Regions from separate parts of the Homo sapiens genome. Here region 1 is linked to region 2. Evidence: chromatin loops called from intact Hi-C (ENCODE). Cell type or tissue: PC-9. All regions are shown on one strand. Each heading gives the region's core, and the rest is flanking DNA. Links, peaks and the distances in the headings are about the cores only.

The links. Hi-C counts contacts between places; a loop is a spot of excess contacts. Peaks named below come from ENCODE experiments on the same cell type or tissue, not always from the same donor. Only the 100,000 strongest peaks of a DNase experiment are listed, where the experiment ranks them.
Region 1: it touches region 2 in a loop (8-fold over the local background); 5 of 110 quality-filtered maps call a loop at or near these places.

What each region holds. Positions count from the first base shown.
Region 1 is chr7:142,936,526-142,941,899 of GRCh38, forward strand. LLCFC1 (LLLL and CFNLAS motif containing 1) reads left to right here and starts at 2,959. Exons shown (of 2, transcript NM_001382496.1): 1 at 2,959-3,229; 2 at 3,827-4,343. The coding sequence starts at 3,097. The coding sequence ends at 4,062. It overlaps KEL (Kell metallo-endopeptidase (Kell blood group)), which reads right to left. Exons shown (of 19, transcript NM_000420.3): 19 at 4,589-4,888. The coding sequence ends at 4,727. It overlaps LOC105375542 (a long non-coding RNA gene), which reads right to left and starts at 425. Exons shown (of 2, transcript XR_928065.1): 1 at 1-425. In PC-9, for the core only: a CTCF peak has its summit at 3,216 (motif pointing left); a DNase peak (open chromatin) is centred at 3,226.
Region 2 is chr7:142,878,583-142,883,956 of GRCh38, forward strand. All of the region lies in intron 1 of TRPV6 (transient receptor potential cation channel subfamily V member 6), which reads right to left. Among named protein-coding and RNA genes, the nearest start is that of TRPV6, 4.5 kb to the right of the region's middle. RefSeq lists a silencer at 2,342-2,636. In PC-9, for the core only: CTCF peaks have their summits at 2,510 (motif pointing right) and 2,717; DNase peaks (open chromatin) are centred at 2,559 and 3,819; H3K27ac peaks cover 737 bases.

The DNA.
Region 1 (5,374 bases), core at 153-5,152, 58 kb after region 2:
TCTCCAGACTGTTTCTTCCTCTTGTGATATTCGACATCACCATTCTATTTTTCCTTTTCTCTCCTTTCTTTTCATGCCTCTCTCAGCTTTCTGCAAGTGAGGACATCTGCAAACTCTCGCCTTCAGAGAGCAGCTTCCCTGCCACTGATGAATGGTCAGTAATGCCTCCAGGCACTCGGGAGAACTGGGCTGGGGGCACCAAACTACACCGTCAAGTCCCAGAACCCTTCACGCCAAAGCAGCCTGACCTCTTATTCTAACATAATAAAGAGGAGGAGGAACCATAATACCTAGATTTCCATTTTTAAAAATTACACTCCCACCCTACGTGGCCACAGCCATCTACGAAAAGGATTCAGGGCCGGATGCGGTGGCTCATGCCTGTAATCCCAGCACTTTGGGAGGCCGAGGCGGGCGCCTCACGAGGTCAGGAGTTCGAGACCAGCCTGGCCAACATAGTGAAACTCCGTCTCTACAAAAAAAAATTAGCTGGGCCTGGTGGCAGGCACATGCAATCCCAGCTACTCAGAAGGCTGAGGCAGGAGAATCACTTGAACCCGGGAGGTGGAGGTTGCAGTGAGCTGAAATTGCGCCTTTGCACTCCAGCCCAGGCAACAGTATGAGAGACTCCATCTCAAAAAAAAAAAAATAGAAAGAAAGAAAAGGATTCAAATACCATACCTTAAAACTAACTGTGGCCAGGCGCAGTGGCTCACACCGGTAATCCCAGCACTTTGGGAGGCCGAGGCGGGCAGATCACCTGAGGTAGGGAGTTCGAGACCTTCCTGACCAACAGAAAGAAACCCTTTCTCTATTAAAAATACAAAATTAGCTGGGTGTGGTGGCACATGCCTGTAATTCCAGCTACTCGGGAGGCTGAGACAGGAGAATCACTTGAACCCAGGAGGTGGAGGTTGTAGGTGAGCTGAGATCGTGCCATTGCCCTCCCGTCTGGGCAACAAGAGTGAGACTCCATCTCAAAAAAAAAAAAGTGATTATCACTGGATGGTGGAATTATTAGCCTTTTTGGGGTTTTGTATTTTTCTATATTTTCTACTTTGTAATAAGAAAAAATATTTAAGGGATTCCCTGTTTTCTGCAAGAATTTATCTCTTTTAACACTGCGGAGGTCAGGCGGGTGGTGGTGGCAAGGAAATGGAAGTAATGGAAACAACTCAGTTATTTCCACTCAAGCCTGCCCGGGAGGCAATTCTCACCCCAGCCGCCCTCCCCATTCATTCCCACAGAGCTGGAGATGGCTTCTCTTTTTGCCAGGAAACCAAGAGGCTGCTCCCCCAAAATAGCCAGGAGGGAGGAGATTAGTGATGGTTTTTTCCATTCAAGCATCATTCTTTGGATCTCACGTCAATGGGTTCAAGGTGGGGTGAGCAGGGTCACCTGCCTACTTGAATCTTTCCTTACTCACCTTCAAGCGACCTCCGTACCACTCCCTAGTCCCTTGTCATCTGGCTTGGACCATCAGGAAGTGTGTAAGAGATGGTGTCTGCTGTATGTGAGACAGCATCCATGTGGGCATGTCTGCTAACACGAGTAAACTCTGTGGGAAAGCATCTCTTTGTGTGTTTCTGTCTGCAGTTCCCTCTTGCAGAAAGGGTGCCTGTCTCCGCAGTGTCCTTGGACCTGCATGTGGTATTTCATTCAGGTCTGGTATGCATGGATGAGCAGGAGCAGTGTGAACTGGTTATGAGAGTTCAGGAGTGACTAAAGTCTTCTCTTACCTGTCTTAGCAGCCATCCTGCATCTAATGGCCTATGTCTCTGTTGCTGGTTTTCGAAAAAAGGCCTTCATTCTGTCTCCCTAACTCACAACCCTCCAACCATCTCTGCCCAAGAAGCAGTTGGGGGTGATTACCCACAGCCGGTTACTGCCAACAGATCTGTGCTCACCAGGCTCATGGGCAGGAGGCGCATCCAAGTACTGAGGCAGGATTCTCCCAGATCTGTTATTTGGGATCCTAGACTCCCTGCCGCACTGCGGCTTCTCTGCAGACTCTAACTCCTTTTGCCAAGCAATGAGGTTGGAGATGAGCCTCTAACAACCTTTTCTTTCGTCTAAGAGTACAGAAAGGTGTAAAATGAAAGAAGAGGGTGTTTCAACCTGGTGGTACAAGAGGACAAAGGCTAGAAAAGTGGGAAAACCAGGGGAGGGTGAAGAGAGGGTGTGAATGGGCTCTACCAGCTGCAAGGCACCCTGCTCTTTGTCTCTCGCTCTCTCTCCGTTCACTCTCTCTTCATCTGTCTCTCTGTCTCTGCGTCTCTATCTCTCTGTCTCTACCCCTCAGTTTCTGCCTGTCTCGGTCTCTTTCTTTCTCTCTTTTTCTATGTCTCTGTCTGTCTCTGCCTGTCTATGCCTGTCTCTGTCTCTGTGTCTTTTATACACACACACAGCATGTGCTTTTACCCATCCTTACCCTATGCTCCTCCCCATCTTTATTTTCTGGCAGACCCATGCTTCATGTAGAGCAGCATGTTCATACCCACGACTTGAGAATCCTGTCCGGCTCATCTGTTCTGGGCCTCATCCTATGCAAACCACTCTTGTTACAGAAAGGCCACATAGAATAGTGGGAAGATATCATATTTAAAAGTAAAAGTTAATCAAGAGTCCTTTTCTGCCCCTTAGTATTTGGGCGATTTTGAGTGAGAGAGTCATTTTTTCTGTGAGCCTCAGTTTCCTCATGAATGTAATAGATATGAGAACACTATGATTTTGCAGTCCTGGTTTCTACGTGGATCTAATGGTGTAATGGATATGAATGTACATTGCAAGCTGTTAAGTCATTTCTGCTAAATACAGAATGACCCACTGTGGTCATCTTGGAAGCCTCGGCCATCCCTGCTGGCTGTGCTCCATTCTTGTGCCTCGCCATTGGAACGCTCTAGTGAGCCGGAATGAAGTTCAGGCCCATGGCTGTGATGTCACAGAACATGTGAAGTCAGAGGTCCTATGGAAGGTGAGGGGAGAAAATGCCCCTGGAAAGGGTTAAGGGCCAGGACAGGAATGGGGCAGGAGGTGCACGGATCCTGCTGGGCACTGGGAGCAGGGGGCGGCCAAAGGCAGTGGGTGGGCAGGTCCATGCCTCCCCTGGCCCCCCAGCTCTGCAGGGCAGTGTTCCTGGTTCCTATCTTGCTGCTGCTGCAGGTGAAGCCTCTGAACGGGAGCCCAGGCCCCAAAGATGGGAGCCAGACAGAGAAAACGCCCTCTGCAGGTAGGTGGAAAAAAAGACAGGAGCCATACAGAGAAAACACCCTCTTCAGGTAGGTAGAAAAAAAGACGGGAGAGTCTGGAGGCTCAGGGTGAGGTCTGTGTGAGGCCAGGCCCCAGGTCACTGATGAGGCTAGGGTGAGACCTGACATAGGTCTGGTTTATGGGGGGTAACTCCAGCCACTGATGGTTATCATGTGAAATAATAGTGTCGGCTCACCATGGGCCAGCTGAGCTTGCATGCAACTTCTGTGTGTGTAAGCATGGTGCATTTGGCTGGCTTTTGTCATGCTTCAAGGTGGCCCCTGACTCCCCCAGTGTTGAAACCCTAGAGGAGGCAGCTAACCTTAGGAATGGTGTGTGTGTGTGTGTGTGTGTGTGTGTGTGTGTGTGTGTGTGTGTGTGTGTTTGAGTTGGGGCTGTGATTGAACACAGACCAGAAAAAACCTCTAGAAAGAGCATCCCCTCTCTGGTGAAGGCTAAGGATATGGGCAATTGGGACTGCAGCCCTAGGCTTCAACGTGTTTTTCCTATTCTAACTTCTCCTTTCTGGTTCAGGCCAGGGTCAGGGCTCAGTCCTTGTCCTTTTCCCCTGTTCCAGACCAGAATCAAGAACAGTTCGAAGAGCACTTTGTGGCCTCCTCAGTGGGTGAGATGTGGCAGGTGGTGGACATGGCCCAGCAGGAAGAAGACCAGTCGTCCAAGACGGCAGCTGTTCACAAGCACTCTTTCCACCTCAGCTTCTGCTTTAGTCTGGCCAGTGTCATGGTTTTCTCAGGAGGGCCATTGAGGCGGACATTCCCAAATATCCAACTCTGCTTCATGCTCACTCACTGACCCTCCCTCCCTCCTGGGCTCCAGGTCACAACTCCCAAAGGAGATGCAGGCATGGCTCTCTGCCTCTGATCACCATCACTGTATCTCAAGGTTCAGCAGCAGAGATACCAGTTGCCATCAGTGCTAACTGACTGCCTCTCCAGGTTCGGAGTTTCATCTCCCAGGGCCAGAGACAGCAGACCCACATCCTTCTCTCCCACACCTCTCCTGGTTTTGTTCAGGACAGCAGATTAGAGGCAGGAGGCAATGACAATAAAATAACGATAAAATCCTGAGAACAATTGGGAGCAGCTTTCCGATACTTAATCCAAGCCCTTCTCGTCTCCAACTAGACTGCTTTATTGTCCAATCTTTGGTCCACTGGGTGGCCTTCAAACCCACCAGGTCACCAATTGTTGATTCTTTCCTTTTCTTGTGTCCATGAAACATTTTTGGCATTTCTCCCTCTTATCTTTTCTAACTTCAGGGTATTTTTCTCCCGTACAGTTAATGACTTCCAGGCATAGAACATAGCAGGAACAAGTCATTAAGAGACAAGCGGAAGCCAAGTGCCAGCTTTTATTTTTGGAACAGAAGCAGAAAGGAAATCTTGCTCTGATTCCATGGATGTGACCAGGGAGGTGTTGGTCGATATTTCTGTGCTGTGGCATCTTTGGTAACCAAGTTACCAGAGCTGGCAGCGGCTGGAGGGGTTCAAGAGAGCACCACGTGCACAGCGGAAATACCTGGCAAAGGCTGGGGTGCTGCTGAGGGGCCCGTGGACTCGGAGGTGTGGAGGGCTGTGAGTGTCGTGAGAGTCCTGGGGGCTGGGCTTCCTACACATCACCTGAGCAGGAAGAGAGGTCATTGAAGGGGGAGGGTCCACAGGACAAAGCTGACCCGGTGACAAGGGGTGATCAGGGACAGCAGACAAAGAGGGGAACCAGGGGATCAAGTGCCCCAAGGGCCACATGGAGCATTTGAAATGTATAGTTCATTTAATCTGGCAATAGGAGTCCAGGAGGAGGGCCTGGGCTGTGTAATGATACCATTTATCAATGACAGAGAGGCAGGGTCTAGCGCAGGAGCTCTGGGGTGAAGTCTAATCTAAGCGTGTTGAAGACCTGGCACCTGAGTCTGTTGAGGGAGTACAGGGTGCTTAAGGAGGTGATGTCAAGTGGGCGCCACACCTAAGGTCAGGTGTCTGAAGAGGAATGTGGCACACAGTCAGCCTGTCGCAGGCTTTTTTTTTTTTTTTGTGAGACTGAGTCTTGCTCTACCACCCAGCCTGGAGTGCAGTGGCATGATCTTGGCTCACTGCAACCTCCGCCTC
Region 2 (5,374 bases), core at 247-5,246:
CGCTTCCCTCCCAACAATAGCATCTTCAGGGCTTAACACAAAAGAACAGTGGACCATAAGAACAAGCCTGGCTCCAGGCCTTCCTTCCTCATAGGTGTTCATTCATTCATTCATTCATTCATTCATTCATTATCTCTGTCTCTTCCTTTCTGCCTCTCGTCTTTCTTCTCACATCATCTCAACAGCCTTCCTTCTTAAAGTGGACCCCTGGATCAGCAGCAGCACATGAGCCCTTATAAGAAATGGAAATGCTCTGGCGGACCCTTCCACCTAGTGAATCCAAATCTGCAGTTTAAGAAGATTTCCAGCTGATTCCTGGGCATATGAAAGTTGGAGAAGCATTGCTTAAGTGGTCCTTGCATGCAAAAACCGGTGGCGATAAATCAGAGACAAGCTCAGGGGTCTCAGTTTCCAAACAGCTCACATTAAAGTTTGCGAAACAGTGTTCTCCATCATTTTCAGACCAGCTGTCTAGAGGGCTTTAGATACTACTTTGTTTCGGCTATTGGCCCCTAAGACACAAACTATGGCCAACAATGACAGATGCAGAGAAAAAAGAGAATCCAATCTAGAGGATTCATTCATCGAATTTCATGTGCATCTGAATGTTCCCATTCTGTCTTCGGACCCTTCCTGGATTTACCCAATTTGGGATTCATGGATCCGTTTATTTTGCTGAGTCAGATTAGTCTCTCCTTATTATCCACTTCTCGCTTGTTTTAGGCAAAATTATCTTCTCTGAATCCCCAGATCATCTCTTTATTCTTATACCTACTGTGTGCTAAAAATCTCTTTTAAAATTAGAACTTACCCCAACTAAGACACATGGGTCCCTTTGATTCAATTTTCTCTTGGCCTGGAGCCATTTGGTCTTTCTATGGGAGTAAATGAAATAACTCTATTTATCCATAGTTTGACAATTATGTGACATACAAAAAGACATAGACAGGAGCTCACATTCTAAAGCGCTGGCAGTGGCAAGAAATTGACTCCAGAGCTGGAGGTGGGAGGGCAATCAGAGAGGAGACATCAGCTCACTCATCTCCTCTGCCTTGCCCCCATGCACAGCAGCTGCCACCAGGTCCTGTCAGTTCAGCATGGAAAGCTCTCTCTTCATTCAGTCCCTACCTCCTTGCTCCTGCTAACCCTCATTAATTCAAGTCTTCATTCTCTAGCCCAGATTAGCAAAATGCTAAGGATAAGGAACACAGAAGCTCTTTAAGGTCTTTGTGCAACTACTTTTCCACCCTCTGCACGTCCCACCCACTCCTTAGACCTGGCATTTTGGTCTCATCCTGTCTCAGCACTGCAGAGCACACCATTCTCCCTATGTCTGTGCCCATGAAGCTCTTTCCTTCTAGAATCCAACTCCCCCAGCCCGCCAATTGTTCATTGTGTCTTCTGCACTGCCTATGCCTAGAAATACACCTAGGATGGTGTAGATGCTCACTGACACCATCTGTAGAGTGAATGAATCAGCAGCAATGCCAAAAGGTGGTTTGAATTAACTGTTATTATTATTTTCATCAGCTGCCCGCTAAGCCAACTTTCAGCAAGCATATAAGTGAAAAATAGTACACTTGGTATGCAAACACAGCTTCAAAACAAGTTTTCCACATTCCCTCCATCACCACCACCACATCAACCATTTGCACAAAGCCCTCCTCTCTAGATACCCTAGACTGAGGGGAAAACAATCGCTAGCACCACATACACACACACAGACACTCAGAAGTTCTTCACTCTCTCCTGTGGCCTTACTTTTATTTCAGCATCTTTCACTGGGTGCTGTAATTGCTATGTATCTGTGTCCCTTCCTCTATGCTAAGGGTACTCGAGGGAAGAGACCAGCCACTAACTCTTCCCTGCCCTCCTCCAATATGCTTCCACGTTTGTGTCCCATTTTGACCAAATGTGTGAAAGATTGATGGCAAATCTAGAAATGGGTCCGAGAGAGCACCTTTTCCAAGTCCAGAGTTCTACTCGCTGTATCCTAGATGTTAGTGGTGGTATAGTCAGTGGCAGGCTCAAAGATTCCCCTTTGGTCCCTACACGTCTCTGAAGCTGAAAGTGTCCCCCATAAACCTCCATTCCCTATGAATTCTGACACTCTAGTGGCCTGGGGAAAACAAAAAGCTACTGTCAGACCCAGAGTTGCTAGAGTTACCAAATAAAAATACAGGATGCTCAGTTAGATTTGAATGTCAGATGCACAATTTTTTTTTAGTATAAGTATGTCACGTGCAATATTGGGGATACACTTATACTAGCAGCCTATTCGTTATCTCAAATTTAAATTGAACTGAGTGTCCTGCATTTTATCTGGCAACCTAGCCAGACCACACCCTGCGTGAAGAGCCAGCTTATGACCCAACCCAGCAAGGTTTGTAGAGAACTAGCCTCCTCCGACTGTGAACTCCAGACTCCAGCAAAAAGGGGGGCCCAGCCTGTGGACGGGTTTTGAAGGTATCCGGCCCAGCCATTACTTGCAATAACCTCATATGCCCACAAGGGGACAGCACAGAAAGCCCTAGCTCACCTGCTTGGGAGTAAGGCTGACCCCAAAACACCTGACTCTCCTTGGGTCCCTGAAGGAGGTGCACAGAGCTGACCTACTCAAAGATTCCTGTGCTTGGGGGACAAATAGATTTTTCAATAGCAACTTATCACAGGAGTTTAGATCACAACACGGGGGTCAAAGGCAGGGACACGGCTAAGCACCCTGCACATGACAGCCCTCACTGCAAAGAATTATCCTGTCCAAAATGTCAATAGTCCAAGGTGGAGAACCCCTGATTCAGAGGTACAATGATTCATAATCCGTTTTAGAATGAGGATTCTTCACTCGAAAAGGAATCAGAAATATCCTATACATAAAAATGTTTTCTTATGGATCACTAAATACTCAACTAAGGGAGAAACAAAAAAAAGTCAGATGAAGCCTTTTAAGCTCCCACTGATGAAGTAGTCAAAAGAGATTATAGAGCAAATCTGAAACTGTAACAATATGAAAGGTATTTTCAGGTTCTAGAATGTTTTCTTTTACTAGGCAATTAATTATAATAAAATTGAACGGTCTAGTTCAACATTAGCCTGGTGAAAACCCAACTAAGGGGTTCCTGGCACAAAATCTAGCACATTATTTCTTGAGCAAACAGATCAATGACCTCCTTCTCAGGGCTGCCTCTGGGCCACCAGGGAAGGATTCCTGACTTCCTCTCTCCGTCTCCTCCGCCCCACACCCTCATCTGCTCCTCCATCCTTGTAGATGTGTGCACTGTGTGCATGGGTCCAATTTGGTTTTTAGGTGCTGAGAAACAAGGCAGGATCACAAGACTCTTGAGAAAAGTTCAAATAAGATTTTTAGAGCTAGAAAGCCCCTCAGAAACTGAGTCAAATCTGCTCATGAAACAGATGGAGGAAGCAAGTCAGAGACAGAGCCACGACGCATGCCCCACTGGTCATTTCTTGGTCACGATTCTCAGTTTTAATCAGGGCTGGAAGAGGAGTTAGAGAAGACAGGCATGGGTCCCACTGGTCTCTCCACAAATACCTTTCCCACCAGTGAGTGTACCCTCTGGGCAGGGCTGGGGCTGGTACATAACAGGGTTGCTCGGAGTGCGTGGCTTCTTGCATTCCTGGGTGGATACAGTGCTGTGCAGGGGAAGTTCATGGCCCCTCTCATTCCCGCAGCATCTCACTCATTATCACTTTTGCTCTTTACAACCTTCTAACACCAGCTGAATAGTTCTCCCATGCTTCAGAAAAGGAAACTGAAGCGGCATAACCAAATCATTGCCAGAAGATCACACGGAGTTAAAGGCAGGATGCTTGGCCAAGAATCCAGCCCCAGGCTCTGACCACTAAATTATGTGGTTCTTCTAGTTTTATGGCTCCTCCTGATTTTTCTTGGAGGTTGGGGGGCAAGCCTGAGCAGTGACCACAGATGAAGGAAAGAGCGGTAATGTGTGGGGCGGAGGCATACATTGGGCACTTGTGGGCCACCTCCCTCCAGCTCATGTTCCTGGCAATGGGGATGAGAAAGCCAAAGTGGTTGTTTAGAGATTTGGAATCGGCTGCCATCCTAAGTGCCACAGCTCCTTTTGTGCACATGTCTATTTGCGCATTTACAAGTAGGCATGTGTGTAAGTATTTACCAAGGCAAGCGTGCACAATATACCAGAGAAACCCAGGGATGACTTTTCAGACACTCAATTCACACATTTCATACAGGTATTTAACCCTAAAAAAAGCTCCAACAAGCATCACCTTCCCTCCAAATTGCTCCTTAGATGACAAAGTGCCAGCACATGGGCTGGAGTGGGGTTCAGGTTAAGCAGCCTCTATGAAGCTGCCCAGGACACCCCACAGCAGCCGAAATCAGATCTCACACTTCCCCCTCTATGCTTCCAGAACACTCATTTACACCCTTCTAGTGATGTCTACTAAGCCCATCTTTAGCCCCGTATGTGCCTTCAGTAAACTTTGGTCATAGGAATGAGAACTCCCTGAGAGCAGGAACAGTGTCATATTCATTTTCTGCAGAAAGGTGGAGTGCCTTATGTTCAATAAATGTGTAATGCATTAAATATCAGGAAGTGAGAAAACCCAAGCCCAAGGGGGAGATGACCTGGAGGACACGGGAGAAAGTTGAGAGCTCGACTTGGATCCCAGCAATGTAGATTTAAGCAGAGCGGGCTGCGTGCTAAGCACCAAGAAACGTCCACTGTAAAAAGAGGAGTTTGGGTTCCCGATCATCCTGGAGAGACTCAAAGCCTTCCTTTCTCACTAGACCATCCTGTACCGCATGGAATCCCACGCAATCCCACCCCACAGTTCTCCCTGTGAGTCCCCTTTGGAACAAATTCAACTTCACCATTTACTTGCTCTAGGGTTCTGGGCCTGCCCCATTCATAGGGGGATAACAGGACCCACCTTCCATTATTGTTACCGGGATGACGGAGATAAGGCAGGTGGTAGTACCTAGTACAGCACTGGGTTCTCAATCATTGTGTGCTCCTTTCTTCCATTAGCTCACCCCTCACTTGTCCATATTGTTCCTATTTACTTAGTCATCCCATGTTTATCTCAATGCCCCCATGCCTTCTCTTTGGTTGACGGCACAGATTAGGAAACTCCCCTTGCAGGCAATTTCAGCATCCTTCTGGGAAGTGCCCACCCAAAGAAGAGTCATTGCTCTGGACACCTGATATCCAGCAAGAAGAAGGCCAAGAAAGTGCGGAGGCCAGTAAGGAGATCAGGGCAGGGAGGGGGGATCCCTCCCAAGGGTGACATCAAGCCTTTCTAGCCAAAGTCTGCAGAGGCAGCCCCCATATGATCTGAGGAAAAGTGAGGGCAGACAGGACATGCGGAA